2 separate regions of the Mus musculus genome follow, and region 2 is linked to region 1. Evidence: chromatin loops called from intact Hi-C (ENCODE). Cell type or tissue: heart. All regions are shown on one strand.

Region 1 (5,000 bases):
CCTTAATAATTATGATGAAATTACTTAAAAAAAAAAATTTTAGAGCTATTGCCATCATGAAACTGATGGCTAGGAAAGGTGGCTAGCTTCGCCAAGGTCACAGAAGACTGACATCCATGCTGGCGAAGCACTCACACATGAAATGAGATGAATAAATTCTAAAAAGAATCATCTTAAAGAATGCTCCCAAGACTCATGGTGTTGGTGCTACGTGCCCTTCAGAGAAACAACCAGTAGAACACAAACACACAGAGTTGTTTCTAGGAACTAGCTCACTTGATGGTAGACGGTTGTTGAAGACAAGGCCAATGGAGAGGCTACCAGACGCTCAGGAGCAGCCGGCACAGGAATGAGCAGCCGGAGGGCACAGGCCAACTATGGGCAGAATTTTTTTGTCCTCGGCATAGAACAGGGTTGGGGTCAGTTCCCTCTCCTTTCCTAAGTCACAGTGCACTTCTAAGACGTGTGCTTTCAGGAACACGCCCTTTACCAAGCACCAGGTTCATGTGCTTGATTTGTTTCTTGGTGTTTGGGTTTGGGTTTTTTGTTGGTGGTTTGTTTTTGTTTTTTCCAGTTGTGTGTGTGGCTACCTGTTTATGTGGGCCCACGTGTGTTCAGATACACATGCTAGGGTGTGTGCACGTGGAATCCAACCTCTAGTACCATTTTTCGGGATTCAACCACTTTGCTGTTTGTGTGTATTTTGAATCAGTTCTCTCACTGGCCTGAAGCTTACAATATATGCTAGTCTTTCTGGCCAGTGAGCCCCAGGGATCTACCTGCCTCACCTCCTAAGTCCACACAAACTCATACCTTTTGTGTGTGTGTGTGTGTGTGTGTGTGTAGGTTCTAGGATTCAAACTCAGGTCCTTGCAAGGAAAACACTTCACAAGCTGGGCTGTCTCCCTAGCACAGATACATATAGACTTAAGGATAGAAAAGTTCTCTTTATTTGTTGTCCTTGAAGTCAGGCATATACTTTCACCCTGACCTAGTGAGGGTCATGACCTGCACAGCCCCACCCACAGTGGCCCGGTTTGTCTGGTGTATAGAGATCCTGCTCAGGGTGGTTTTATCTCCCCTCCTAGGCCTCAGGCCTCTGGGACTTGCTGGCAAATGTGGTTCTTCATTGATTCTTAGGGCTGTGTACTAAGCCTTTGCCTTCTGGGGACCCTGTCATCTATGTGTGGCCTGCAGACTACCAGGGTTCTCTGTGCCCAGCCTGCACCTTCATCTGGCTGCTCAGTCCCCTCTTGAGCTAAGCTGAACTTGGAGAAAGGCAGGCTGCTTTCTTCATGTCATTCAGCACTGACTCTAGTCCCAGACAGTCTGTTTTCCTGAACTTTCCTTCCAAGGAAGTGTGGGAGAAGGTTCTGGAAGGTGGCTACGTAAATACCACTTCAGCCAGTGAAGCCAGGACCCGTCCGGAAGTGTCTTGATTAATTTGTTTTCTGAACAGATCACAAACACTGGCTCTCCTCTGAAGTAATATTTGATGAGTTTCATAACAATCTTTTTACAGTAACAGACAAAACTGACTCATGGGGCAATAAAATTGGGCTCTCTCGCTTCCCTTGGCATAGGAAACCATTGCCAGAAGTCAATTTTTTTTAATTACCTCTCTTTTGGTGCTGTTTTTTAGCCAAGAAAATAATCAGAAAGAGAGCACTGTGGCAGTTGATGAGCAGAGGTAGTGGGTTTCTGTCCGTGGGCCGGGTGGGCCTCTGTCTGTGGGCTGTGTGGGCCTCTGGAGCAGGCTGTACAGCAGCCTGAGCTGACCTCAGCTGCCCTTTCTCAGAGCCAAAAAGAATGCCTTCTAAGCAAAGGGAACCCCTCTCTTGGGATTATAAATGACACCTTTCATTTGGTCATCTTTGATAGTTTCTGTGTTAAATGATTTTAATGTGGAAAACTCTGGGGTAAGCCAGCCAACTCCATGATGTCTCTGTGAAAACTTTTCAATCAGGAGACAAATTTGACTTGTCAAATTTGATATGTCAAAAAAAAAAAAAAAAAAAAAAAACCTACGAGAGGTACCTGGAGGGTAAGAGGACTGGCTGCTCCTCCAGAGGACCGGAGTTCGACTCCCAGCACTGTTAAGGTGGCTCCGAAGTGTCTATAACTCCAGTTCTAGGAAATTCAACATCTTCTGCAAGCTTCCACGGGCACTGCACATGCTGCACAGACATGTGTCAGACCAAACACCCACGCACCTAAAATGCAAGGCTTGAAAACAGCTGCAAAAGGAAGAACAAAAGAGAAGCAGCTCCATTAGGCAGCCCAAGACATGCTCTGAGATGTAAGTGTAAGACCTTTTCCTGCTGAGGAGTAGCTTGGCTCCCTCATCACATCAGCTGGCCCAGAGGGCTGCGTCCCTCCATGCAGCCAGCCCACTAGACTGCTGTTACAGCCCCTGTGTAAAAAACAAAACAAAACAAAACCAAAAAACAAAACAAAAAACAGCCAAAGCCACAGACAGGATCCACTGGCTAAACTTTTGGCTACATTGTATTGCTTCCTCTTTCAGCCACTCACTCACTCATTGATTCATTCATTCATTGATTCATTCATTCATTGATTCATTCATTCATTGCCGGCTTGGAGACTTGTGGGCCAGATGACCGGAAGCATAGAGAATTTATTAGTAAGCTACTTTTGTGCCTTGAACACGATTTTCCATTTTATCTTTGTTGTATCTTTGCTGTGGAAATGGCTCCACCCAGTGGTGTCCCCAAGGAATTACATGTCACATTCGTCATAATTTAACTGTCCCCGCTTTAGGCAGACAGACGTGAGTTACTAAATATTTCATAGCATTAAAGTAATTGATTTGTATGAAAATTTATTATCACCGAGATTCTCTCCCCCAACCCAAACTCCATTAGAGTCTTCGATAAACATCATGATGTCTCTCTTAACAGGGAAGAGTCAATATTGAGTTAAAGCAGCGGTTCTCAACCACTTTGGCAAACCTCTTATCTCCAAAAATACTTGCATCACAATTAATAACAGTAGAAAAATTACAGTTATGAAATAGCAACTAAAATAATTGTATGGTTGTGGGTCACCACAACATGAGGGGCTCCGTTAAAGTCATTAAAGTGTCGCAGCATCAAGAAGGTTGGGAGCCAAAGTTATAGGAAGAAAAGTCAAAGCCAGGTTTCTATCATTTAAACTGAAGTGTATTCACCTCCTAGAAGTGTGTGTGTGTGTGTGAGAGAGAGAGAGAGAGAGGGAGAGAGAGAGAGAGACTCTGAGATCTAATTTATTTTTACTAATCTATTCTTTGACAATTTGATACGTGTGTATAATGCATTCTGTTCACACTCATTCCTTCACTCTTTCTTACCCTCCTCCTATTCCACCAAGCCCCATCCCTCTTGTTTCTGTTTTGTGATCCACCAGCTCTAGTGACCGCCATTAGCTTGGGCTAGAGTGTGGAGAGTCCATTGAATTGTGGATAACGCAGAAGTGGCTACATCACTGAAGAAAATTATTTCCCCCCCCCCGCCCCCCACCGCAGTCATCCACCACCATTCACCCCCTGGGCGGAGGGGATCCTATGAAACTCTTTCCCATCTATGGCTGAATGTTTTGGGGGCTCAGACTTGTGCAGACAGCTCTAGCCATTGTGAGTTCATGAGCGTGGCAGCCATGTCATGCCCTCATGACAGCACCTTATGTCCCTCAGATCTTAAGTTCTTTCTCCTGCTTCCTCCACAATGTTCTCCAAGCTGTGGAGGAGACAATAAGGGGGGTTTGTGTAATGCTGAGCATGTATAGTGATTGGTTCTCAACCTTGTCACCAACCGCGAGTTTGTATTAGCAAATGCTCCCTGCAAAGATAAACTTCTTTGAACAAACTTGAGGATATTGCTAGACTACAGAGCAAGCATAACTATTAAGATGCAGCTTAACAAATAAGCTTAGCAAAATAAACCTAGAAGGCTCATCCCTAGAGCCAATGGCTCCCCTAGCCATGGGTCTTTGACCAGGCCCACACTGTTGGACACGAGCTCCCACCTACAAAGTGGGCCTTGTATCCAACTTTAAAACTCAGTTGGTTACCCTCATAACAGCTGTGATTTTCATCATTATTTTGTGGGTGTGAATGTTTGCTTACATGTATGTATCTGTACCGTGTGAGTGACTGATTCTTACAGAGATCAGAAGAAGCCATTGGATCTCCTGGAATTGTAGTTACAGATGGTTGTGTCATGTGAGATGTTGGGGACTGAATTCAGATCTTCTGCAAGACCAACAACTGCTCTTAACAACCACTGAGCCGTCTCTCCAGGTGTTCATCGAGCACTTTAAAGTTTTCATTGCAGGCATCTTTTGTTTCCTTGGTGTGGTGGTTTGAATGTGCTTGGCCCAGGAAGTGACACCACTGGGAGGTGTGGACTTGTTGGAGGAAGTGTATCATTGTGGGGGATGGGCTTTGAGATCCTCCTCCTAACCTCATGGGAATCAGTCTTCTCCTAGCAGCCTTCAGATGAAGGTGTAGAACTCTCAGCTCCTCCTGCACCATGCCTGCCTGGATGCTGCCATGCTCACACCTTGATGATAATAGACTGAACCTCTGAACCTGTAAGCCTGCCCCAATTAAATGTTGTTCTTATAAGAGTTGCCTTGGTCATGGTGTCTGTTCACAGCAGTAAAACCCTAAGACACTTAGATTTCTTCCCAGTTGGTGTGCTATCTGTGACTGTTAAGAAAGGAACTATTTCTTTCATTTTCCCCGAATTCACTTGTCATTGGTGTATAATAGAAAGGCTAGTGGTTTGTGTTGGTTAATTCTGTACCTGCCACTTTGTTGAGCAAATCGCTTGGGGTCTTCCCACACTCCTTCTGTCCACATACTTGTGAATCTTCAGGGCTGCTTCCCTGCAGCAGCGGGGTGAGCTTGCAGCCTCTGTGTATGAACCAGCTAGGCAGCATGAGGAACATCCAACAGAGGGAGGGCTGTGCAAGCTGTTGGGATGCCTAGGGAATTCGTG
Region 2 (5,000 bases), 520 kb before region 1:
TATTTATGTCATGTTCTGTGGCTCTCCAGAGTATCTGTGCCCATCACCTGCACAAGCGTTCTCCTGTATGCGATCCCACACCCAACGTGTTGCCTTGGACAGGGAATTTGTATCACACTTGAAGAACAAGAGGCATTTTTATTTTTCTGCGTACTATTCTGACCTTCTGGTTGTTGTTGTCAGGCAAATGGTTGCAGAATGTCACCTTTGAAACAGCTACAGGAGCCATGGCATTTCACCCACATGATCTGATGTCAGAGTCCTTACTCAGCACAAACTGCTGATACTCCTTATGAAGCAAAGGTCATTAGCGCATGGCTCTCTGCCTTGGAGACTTGAATTCTTAAACCTAGCAAAATGCAAGAGCCGGTAGTTTGGTAAACAGGATTTGCAGCATCAAACTATGGTACCTGTTTTTGTGAGACAGGGCTTCACTCTGTAGCCTGCCCTGGAATTCATGTAGCCTAGACTGGCTTTGATCTGACTGCTCCAACCTCCTGAGTGCTGGGATAAAAGGCATGATGTACCATACCTGGCTTCAAGTCACTCAGTTTAAAACAGAAGAAACACATTTTTAGGTAGAATATTAATGCAACTTTATTCCTAAGACAGATATAGCTTGTATGTATTAATGAACTTGTATGTGTATCTGTGTGCTTGTATGTAAAACATGCATGTGGTATGTACACACGTTATATGGTTTTAGATGATTCTAGTACTAAAAAATAAGTCTTTACATGGCAAGAACAAATATATTTTCTTAATTATGTCATATATTTTAAACTTCTCAGGTTGCTTTCAAAAGATTAGTAGCTGCTGGGGTAGTGAACAAGTTTTACCTCAATTGTACCAGGCACAAATCTTCTCCCCTAAAAATAGAGTCTGTTGTGAACTTTACAACTTGCATTCTGTTCACATGCATTGAATCATTTGGCTGTCTCCATTTCATAGATAAAGAGACTGAGGCACGGGGAGATGACACAGGTGTTATGAGTAGGGCCAGGGTCTGCAGCAAGGGCCTCTTCAGAGCCCACTCTCAGGCTCTCTGAAAGTAGGATAAGTTCCTGAGGGAGTCTGACAATTTCATGTTGTGTTCAAGAGGGAGGAGGGGTGGCAGCAGTGTTAGTCGGTGAGGTTACCAGTCAGCAGTTCAGTGTACAGCCATGCCTTCTCAACACAGCTTCCCCCTCTGCAGTCCTAGTCATCTGACCCTAACCATTGTCCACGAATGTGAAGAAAAACCATGTTCTAAACTGTGTATAAGCCTGATGAGTGTATGATTGCTTGGTCTGTTCTACTCCGTGCGTCCAAGGTGTGAAAAAATCCCCCATGCTGGGTATCTATAACTCAGTGTTTGTGTTCAAGTGACCCCCTTTTTTATTTAATATTGGCTCCAAAGAATGGGAATAGTGATGTTTGTTAGTATCTTGCTATAGATTGGTATAGTTGTTCTATTTTTAATAGTTATTTTTGAGTGTGTGTGTGTGTGTGTGTGTGTGTGTGTGTGTGTGAGTGCAGGTGCCCACAGAGGTTAGAAGAGGGTGTTAAGTCATCAGAGCTGGATTTACAGGCAGATGTGAGCTGCCTGACATAGGTAATGGAGCTGAACTCAGGTCTTCTGCAAACACAGTATGGGCTCTTAACCACTGAACAGTCTCTCTGGCCCCTGTTAGTCTACCTCATTACGAGTAGCTGTTGTTGCTATTTCCCTATGCCTAACTTATTCTTTAGGCATAGGTGTATAAGCATAGAGATTAAACATGGGTGTGTAAACAGAGTAAACATAGGTTTGTAAGCATAGAGGTTCAACATAGGTGTGCAAGTACAGAGATTAGACAGAGCTGTGCAAGCATAGAGAACTCGGTCCGACCTCTGCTGAAGGGGTCTGGGGAAGTATCTTCTGAGGATAAGTGTGTGTATGAGAGAGAGAGATCAATGCACTGTCGTGATTCCAGGTTCTTGTAGCTAAAGCCAAAATGGAATCTGAGAGTGTAGAAGTCACTAGTCCAGAACTCCTGGTGCTGAGTTCACAGAGACCCACCATGCCAGTGTTTGGGGGAACACAATGCCCTCTTCGACCAGGAGAGCCTGGCCAGCCTTTATGTGGGAAAATGGCTGTAGTGTAGACTGAGCTCTGAGATCTCCTGCTCAGGGCTGCTGTTCCCTCAGCAGAGAAAGCAGGACTGTAAAGCACAGAGGAGCCCCTGTGGTGACAGGAGCACGGAGATGAGCCCCCCCAAGTGAGTGATAGGTGTTTGCTGCCCTCAGAAACATTCTTGGCATTTTATTTGAGAGAGATGCTTGGTGGCCAAAAATGCCCTGAGAATGCTTGTAAATAAATTCCTTAGTTTTTCAGAACATATCCTATCTTCTTTTTCTAAAAAGTGTTACCCTTTGAGGCTTATGCAGGTAAATTGCTTGCACACCAAGGTTTTTCCAGCTGAATATAACTTTAAAAAACAAACCAACATTCTTATTGTTTTGATGCGTGCAGTTATTTGCATGTGACTTGGCTGATACTGGGGCCTGCGTGTGCACTGAATGTGTTGTCGAGCTCCAGAGTGTACCATAGGAGCATTCATAAGGCCCTTTGCCCACGAAGGGAATCACTCATTCATTCAACAGATCATAGTTCATGATTAGCTCATGGGCTATGCCAGGATCTATGTTGGGGACTTAATGAATCAGGTTTGAACTCTCAGGGAACCCAGAACCCACCGGGAAAGTGATAGGGCAGGAACACTCGTTACACAGGGATATTGTAACCCAGTCGAAGTAAGATGGAGTGCTGTGGGCACCTGTTTCAGCAGGGGGCAGAAGTAGGCAGTGAAAGGCCTCTTGAGAAGACACCTGCACTGAATATTTGGTCTGAACAGAATTGCAAAGGAGGGGAAAGCCACAAGGATGCAAAGTTCAGGGCAGCCAGACAACATGGTGCTGTAGCTAAGCTGTTCAGAATGGTTACAGCGTCTGCAAGTGGGGAGTGGAGAGCTGTGGAACTAGATCATGGAGCCATGCTAACATGGTTGGATTTTCTTTTCTGGGTAGTGGGGAGCCAGTGAGGAACTTAGAACAGGAATTACCCACCACCCTCATTAGCATCCTGTCTAAGCTCCACCCCACAGTTACCTGGCAATAGCCAGGTACGGCTGACCCACTATAAAAGGGGCTGCTTGCCCCCTCCTTTCTCTCTTGCCCTTTGCCCTCTTGCTCTCCACTCTCTACTTTCTCTCTGCCTCTACTACCCTTTTAACTCCCCTCCCCATGCCCTGAATAAATTCTACTCTATACTATACTGTCCTGTGGCTGGTCCCTCATGGAAGAAGGGATGCCTCAGCATGGGCTAACTGCCGTTATTCTCCTCCGTAGGACATTCCACGTGCCAGGCAATATGTTACAGATTTCCCTGGCAATTTTGGGAGGTAGATATCATTTCCTACTTTTTCAGTGCAGACGATTAAGCTTGAGGCAGTAGTATACATGTATCAGTTAAAGCCCCAGTAACCACATTCCTCAGGCCTGCGTGGCTTAAACAACGAGATACATCCCCTCTGACCAGGGTGTCATCTGGGGCAGGCTCTTCTAGAACCTGTCCTGCCTCCTTCACTTTCAGAGGACCATGTTCTGCACATGCATTCCCATGATCACCCTGTGCCTGTGTCTTAACACCCCTCTTACAATGACACCAGTTATTTTGGGTCAGGGTCCATCTATACTGGTGACCTCATTTTTGTCAATGTGACACAAACCTAGTCACACCTGAGAAGAGGGAGCCCCAGTTGAGGAATTGCCTCACGTTGGCTTGTGGGCATTTTAACTTAATCCCCTCGGTAAAGATCTGAACTCTACCCATGTGAGAAGTAGCGTTTTCAAAGTCATAGAGCTTGAAAGTGGTGGTATATGGGATTGGACCCAGGGAACTCACCCAGGCCTGAGTTCTTACCATTGTAAACCTCAAATGTATGCTTTAGAAAGTGCTCAAACTGCTCTCTTGGTGACCTCATTTTTGTCAATGTGACACAAACCTAGACACACCTGAGAAGAGTGAGGTTGGAGCAAGAAGGACCCTAGGGAATGGGTTTGGCAAGAGTCTATCTGAGAGATAATCTAAGTGTGCCCTCCAAAAATCGCAAGCAGGCTATCCAGAAGTAGATAACTAAAGTTCCTGTTTGTGCGGGCTTTTGTCAACATGACACAAACTCAGACACACCTGGAAAGGGGGAGCCTCCATAGACAAATTGACTACAGCAGATTGGCTTGTGGGCATGTCTGTTCTCTGTAGTCTAGGGTTCATATCAGGGCCCCATGCATACTATGCAACTGTGTTACCTCTGACTTACATCCCTGGTCTCTGACTGTTCAGAGAATCGGGATTCAGTTCCTAGCTCCCACATAGAGGCTCACAATTGTCTATAACTCTAGTTCTGAGAAATCTGAAGCCCTTGTCTGGCCTCCATGGATCCAGGAAACACACAGAGCAAAATACCATCACATAAATAATTTTTTAAAAATGACACATCTATCCAAATCATTTATTTCATCTACTTATATCATCTAACTACCTATTATCTAGCCATTGTCTATTATCTACTATCTACCTACTATCTATCTATCTATCTATCTATCTATCTATCTATCTATCTATCTATCCACCTATTCATCATCTATCTATTGTCTACCTATTATCTATCTATCTATCTATCTATCTATCTATCTATCTATCTATCTATCTATCATCTATCTACTATCTACCTACCTACCAATATATCTATCCATCTACCTATCATCTAACTATCGCCTGTCTATCTATATACCTATCTCTCAGTCTATCTACCCATCTATCATCTATCTATTGTCTATCATCTGCCATCTATCTATCTATCTATCTATCTATCTATCTATCTATCATCTATCTATCTATCTATCTATCTATCTATCTATCTATCTATCTATCATCTATTTATCTACCTATCAATCTATCCACTACTATCCATCATCTA

What was found. A loop is a pair of places that touch in the nucleus more often than their neighbours do. Peaks named below come from ENCODE experiments on the same cell type or tissue, not always from the same donor. Only the 100,000 strongest peaks of a DNase experiment are listed, where the experiment ranks them.
Region 2: a loop joins it to region 1, with 6 times the contacts of the local background. A loop is called at or near these places in 4 of 42 quality-filtered maps.

What each region holds. Positions count from the first base shown.
Region 1 is chr13:60,465,678-60,470,677 of GRCm38, forward strand. No RefSeq gene overlaps it. Among named protein-coding and RNA genes, the nearest start is that of Gm35333, 33 kb to the left of the region's middle. In heart, a CTCF peak has its summit at 2,724 (motif pointing left); a DNase peak (open chromatin) is centred at 2,404; H3K27ac peaks cover 1,333 bases.
Region 2 is chr13:59,950,190-59,955,189 of GRCm38, forward strand. No RefSeq gene overlaps it. Among named protein-coding and RNA genes, the nearest start is that of Gm19866, 37 kb to the left of the region's middle. In heart, a CTCF peak has its summit at 2,806 (motif pointing right); no DNase peak of the experiment used is centred here.